2 separate regions of the Homo sapiens genome follow, and region 1 is linked to region 2. A link is a loop called in an ENCODE intact Hi-C map of the cell type or tissue named here. Cell type or tissue: heart left ventricle. All regions are shown on one strand. Each heading gives the region's core, and the rest is flanking DNA. Links, peaks and the distances in the headings are about the cores only.

Region 1 (2,925 bases), core at 183-2,682, 350 kb before region 2:
ACTGAGGTTGAGAGAGATTGTTTCACTTGCCCAAGGTCAAGTGAAGGAGCCAGAATGTGAACCTCGGTCTGACTTCCTCCACGACCCACGCTCATTACCAGTGCACAGTTCCACCCATCCCAGCATGTCCTCCCTCACCCCATCACCGTGTTATCCTAAATAAGTGCTAAGAAGTACTGGGAGGGGGTGACCAGCTATGCCAGGGAAGGCTGGGCTGGGGTTTGGGGGCACCTCTCAGAGAAGCTTAAAGGTTTTGGAAGATGAAAAGGAGGGTAATCTGGGGACCTTGGCCTTGCTTGGGAATGTGGACAGGCTTGATAGACTCTAAAGGGGCTGTCTATTTGATTATTTAGCTGGTTAAGTTGCACCTTTGTAAGGATCCAGCCTGCTTCTAAAGACCTTGCTATCTCTTCCTTTTCATTTCCTGTTTGTGTTAGAAACATCTTACTGATTATTCCAACCTCTCTGAGAAGCGTAATAATTCTCGGGCTTTGATATTTATTCATCCTCTCTCAAGTGAAGGAAGTAGTACAATACACAAAGAGGCATGCCAGCACAGAGGGGCAGCTCCATGGGTCTTTGCTTGAGAGAGAAGGAGATACAGAGAGGTTAAAGTGCTGTCATTCTTCAGCAGGACCAGGCCAGACAAAAAACCTGGACCCCTGTCCGAGTCCTGGAAAATTGCTGGCTGCCTTTCTAATATGAAACATGTTTTCCTGGCCTGATTATGTAATGTGGGATAGGTTGTTTTCTATTTTCTAAGATTCACATGAGCTGTCAGAAACATTTGCAATCTCCAGCCAAACACCAGTAGGTTCCTGATACTCTGAGGAGAGCGTAAACCTCAGCATTCGCAGGATTTATCACTGGATCCTAAGGGTTTTGAAGCTGGTAGAATAGTTAAATGCAAAATGCCTTCAGCACCCATGCCTACACACGGCTTTGTTGAGACATCACAGTGTATGAATTAGATAGTTTGGAAAGAATAATTCTTAGCCTTTTGCGGGGGCGGGTGGGGCCTGGAGAGATTTTCATATCCTACTGAGGGACAAAAGCGAGCTGCCCTGGGTCAGTTGATGCACAGTTGAGCCATGGAGGGGAAGAGATTGCAGGAGACAGCTTCTGTTGGGTGGCTGTTCTCACCCCTTTGTTTCAGGTCTCCTCCAGTCACATACGTTTTGCCTGTTAGCATTCAGTGGCATTAAGAGTCCATGAGGAGTGAAGACAGATGGGAGAGGGAGGGCGGGGAGGCTGAGCTAAGTGCCCTGCTGGCAGCCTGCCACAGCCTAGCGTTAGCAGATTAAAACTCTCACCCGCATCTTAGCCTCTCTCACCACAGGACACAAGACGAGGACACTGATTCTATCTCCACCAGGACAGCTGCGTCACCAATTAATTGACTGTGATAAACAGGCAGTGGTGCCTTAGCTCTTTGGCAGGAGGCGAGGAAGTTCACCTTAGGTCACTTTGGAAGGATGTACGTCGTGAGACAGAGTGTTGTCGCTTGACATTCTGTTACGTGGCACCCTCCTCGGGCACATCCCAGTAACTAGTGAGAGCTGCTGTTCGACACAGGGACCCCAGGTCCAGAGATGCTTTCATAACAATAGCACATACTGAGCACAGTCCCTGTGCTGCAGGCTGCACTGAAGGCTTTTCTTGGATTCTCTCATTCAGTCTCATAACCATTTTACAGATTTTACAAATGAGGAAACTGAGGCTCAGAGGTAGTCTAAAACCAGTCTGTGACTCACTTCCTAAACAAAGGACAACAAAATTGTGGTTGGGGCATTTTTTAGTGTAGGGTTGTATCATCAGCTATTGCTATGAAACAACTCCAAAATCTCAGGGGTGTACAATGATAAGCATGCATTTTTGCTGACTCTTCTGCAGATCTATTGAGCAGGCTGATCTCAGCTGGGCTCAGCTGTGTGTCTCCAAGCTGCAGGTTTGGTATGGAGTATGTGCCAAATATCTTGTATCCTCCTTGGACCAAGGCATATTCTGGCCAACGTATATTCTCAGGGCAATGGCAGAGGCCCAGGTGTGCGAGCAATTCCAAGCCTCTGCTTGCATCCAAGCCCCTTTGATTAACTGGACATGATATCCAGTTAACCAATCCAGAAATCAGCAGATATCCAATTAATCAAAGCAAATCATTTCACAGAGCTCCAAATCAAGAATCAGAGAAGTGTACTTCTCCCACAGAGGTGGCGAGGAGAGAATGAATATTGAACAATAATCTGCCACAAGGGTTTGTTTTTTTTTTTACATTCCAATTCTTTGAAAACGGGTCACCTGAATTTAATATGTTAACTATTTATTAATCAAAATACCTAACGAACAAAGGCACCTTATTTGTTCCATAAACATTCTGGTTTTTTTTGAGACAGAGTCTCGCTCTGTCACCCAGGCTGGAGTGTAGTGGCACAATCTCAGCTCACTGCAACCTCCATCTCTTGGGCTCAAGCAATTCTCCTGCCTCAGCCTCCTGAGTAGCTGGGATTACAGGTACACGCCACCACATCCATCTAATTTTTTTATTTTTAGTAGAGATGGGGTTTCACTATGTTGGTCAGGCTGGTCTTGAACTCCTGACTTCAGGTGATCCACCTGCCTTGGCCCCCCAAATTGCTGGGATTACAGGCATGAGCCACTGCGCCTGGCTTGTTACATAAACATTTATAAAGGGCCCATTTTATGCCAGATGCTGTGGCCAGTTATGGGGATTGAGAAATGGAAGGGACTGCTGGCCTAGTGGGGGAATTAGACACATACATAATTTCAGTAATCATGTGGTAAAACTCTGTTTTCATCCATGAAGGGAGTTTGGTATGGAGACTCAGAGGAAAACAGAGAACAGTGCTTCCAAGGCAGAATGCTTCCTTAGACAGGGCACGCGTTTGGTGCCAGGCATTCTTACTT
Region 2 (2,925 bases), core at 126-2,625:
TTTAATGCTGTTGTATTTTTAACATAAGGAATTACGTGGTTGAATAAAGGAATTGTATCGGAACACAGTCGTGTAACGGAGTTACTTGAAACTAAAAATATATTTCTTATACTGTGGAATTCTAACATGTTTTCTGTAGCTGTAGACCTTAATGTATTCTGTTACCAGATTTTTATATTCTAGCAGATTTTATTTTAGAATACCAAACACATTTTTAATTTTGAAGAGTATTTGTTTTGAACATATAATAAATGCACATGGTTAAAAAAAAGTTGAAGTATTATAAAAAGTTACCCAATTGTTTACTTCCTTTCTATGGAGGCAACCATGGCTAATCAGTTTCTAACGTATCCTTCAGAGATCTTTTTTATGTGGTCAAAGGTTTTACAAGGGTTAATGTCTTAAGATGAATATTTTAGAGTTTGACATCAAAAGACTCATTTATACTACACTACCTGAGATTTTAACAATAAAAATAATAATCTTACTGAAATCTAAAACAAATGTGAAATTTGTAATTCTGGCCTTGGAATATTGATTTAAATATAAGCATGTTAGGCCTTTATTGACTTAAGTAATTCTGTTTTGTTTGTAATATGTTATTACCCAGTTTGTGTATTTATCCCTATAATTTAATGAACCTCCTCCACCTTTAAAAAAATTAACAGTATTAATGACAATGAATTATTGACTTGACAAACATGATTAGCACATCAGAAGATTTTATGACCCGTTTAAGGGTAAGGTAGCATTCCTATGCCCCTCCTCCACTACATTTTCAGTTTCTTAGGTAAGTGAAAATAATTGTTTTCCTGAGATCAGGTTAGTTTATATTTGGAGGAAATTACCTTTTCTTAGTATTTTCAAAATTTTTTTTCAAAATTTGTTGTAACATTGCAAAAGCATTTTCTTTCAAAAATAACATAGGTTATAATAGATAATATCTGTTTACATTAATTCTTTAAATTTTCTTATTATTGAGATTTTATGCTTTAACTGAGTAATTTAACACCATGGTAATTGGTTGTTGAGAGAACTATAATAGGAAATTTTAAGTGAAGTAAAAGGTTTTGCTTTATATTATCTTGTGGCAGAACTCTTACTTGAGGTTTTTGACCAAAATTAAAATGAAAAATTTTTAATGACAGATTGACTCCTGTTAGTAAGTAGCTCTAGAGCTAGAACATTATATTTTGCATTATATTTTCTAGTGATATGTTTGGATTTCTTTATGACAGGAACCACTGCTCTGAGAGTAAAACGTGAATTTATTCTGCTAATAGCAAAAGTAAACTTTTAGTCCCTCTACTGGCTGTCTTTGTTGTAGCAGAGCTTAGATTTTTTTTTTGTTTTAAATATATCATTATAATTATGATAAAGGCTACTTATAACTTTATGGCCAAGGTGAATATTGACAGAACTTCTAAAGGATTGTCTCCCAACTGAGTGACTTTATAAACATACTTACTTAGGAATAACAATGTAAAATAATTGCTCTTAAATATAAGGATTTGGGAATTATTAAATTGCGTAGGCTTGACACCAGATAGTGAATAACATTATATTGCAGTAATTAAGTTGTAACTCTCATTTAGACTTTGGAGGTGTTAAAACTTTATTTTTTTGTAAAACATGACAAAAAACAATACTGGCAGACAACTAAAACTTTTTTAATTTGCTGGGTAAACAATGTTGACAGAGAAAGATGACATTATGCAGCAACAAAACAGTGCAAAACAGTATATAAGAAAACTTTCTTGGAGCTACATGTTCACTTTCTGCTAGTGATGTAGAAATTCATGCTTAAATAAATTTGTTAATGTCAAACATTTATATAATAGAGATGGGGGCACATTTTTCCTGAAGAAATAATAAAACAACCTTGTGTGTATAAATTACATTAACTTAATCATTATTCTAATTTTTGTAGTAACTGATTATTGCTTTTCTTAGTGTGATTCTTGACTAAGCTCTTTAATCTTAGAGGGGAAAGAATCTTAGGCATGGCGGGATAATTGGTACAATGAGGATGATAATAATATTTTTCTTTTTTCTTTTCTATGTTTGATCTTTATCTGACTTTTCCAAAATTTAAAGTCACTAAAGAACTTATTATTTTATCTTGTGTTTGTGTATATACTCTCTGAAAGTTGAAGTTATATTGTTTTTAAAAGTAAACATTAGTATATATTGTGTTTTGTTTCAGTGTGTGTTGGGGGAAGATACACTGATTTTATACATCAAGAAATTAATGGCTAAGTAATTACAGAATCACAGGAATCTACCAAGTAAAGGAATAGTTTTACTATAGTTAATTTTATTGCAGAAAGGATATATTAAAAACAAAACAATCTGATTATAATGCCATTCCTTGTTGGGTAAATATGGCACAATCCAGGTTAGTATGGAATTATGTCCAAGAGAATTTAGCAGCTGCCAATAGGACCTCCAGGTGGTACAGAAAGACCATGTGGATTTTAGAATTAGAATAGCTTAATAAGGTTCTGGCTTTGCCACCATCTAGGCCACCTTGAGTTATATCATTTAATCTCCCTGAATATTTTACCTCACTAAGTTTTTTTAGGGTCAAATGAGATAAGTGCTTTATTGTTATTATCAAGACGATAGCAGTAATGTTATTGTTATTATAGTAATTTCAGGCCCGTTTAAGGGTATCCTCTGTGGAGAGTATTTTGTGTAAGACTAGTCAAGTTTCAACTAAAAGCTTTGTTTTGTTGTCTAAGAAAAAGTAACTTTGGTTTTAGTGTTTGAATTTAGCTTAATTAAATTTAATAACTCAGACTTTCTGTTAAGTTTTAATATATTTTAACTTAATTTTGTAGACATGGGCCTTTAAAAAGTATTACCTTTCGGGTGGATGTCATCATCTATATGAGTCTGCTACATGGTAGATTATTTTTCTTT

What was found. A loop is a pair of places that touch in the nucleus more often than their neighbours do. Peaks named below come from ENCODE experiments on the same cell type or tissue, not always from the same donor. Only the 100,000 strongest peaks of a DNase experiment are listed, where the experiment ranks them.
Region 1: a loop joins it to region 2, with 4 times the contacts of the local background. A loop is called at or near these places in 41 of 110 quality-filtered maps.

What each region holds. Positions count from the first base shown.
Region 1 is chr13:51,784,689-51,787,613 of GRCh38, reverse strand. All of the region lies in intron 4 of DHRS12 (dehydrogenase/reductase 12), which reads left to right. Among named protein-coding and RNA genes, the nearest start is that of DHRS12, 18 kb to the left of the region's middle. In heart left ventricle, for the core only: no CTCF peak of the experiment used is centred there; a DNase peak (open chromatin) is centred at 1,277; H3K27ac peaks cover 1,903 bases.
Region 2 is chr13:51,433,562-51,436,486 of GRCh38, reverse strand. All of the region lies in intron 3 of INTS6 (integrator complex subunit 6), which reads left to right. Among named protein-coding and RNA genes, the nearest start is that of INTS6, 18 kb to the left of the region's middle. In heart left ventricle, for the core only: a CTCF peak has its summit at 1,314; no DNase peak of the experiment used is centred there.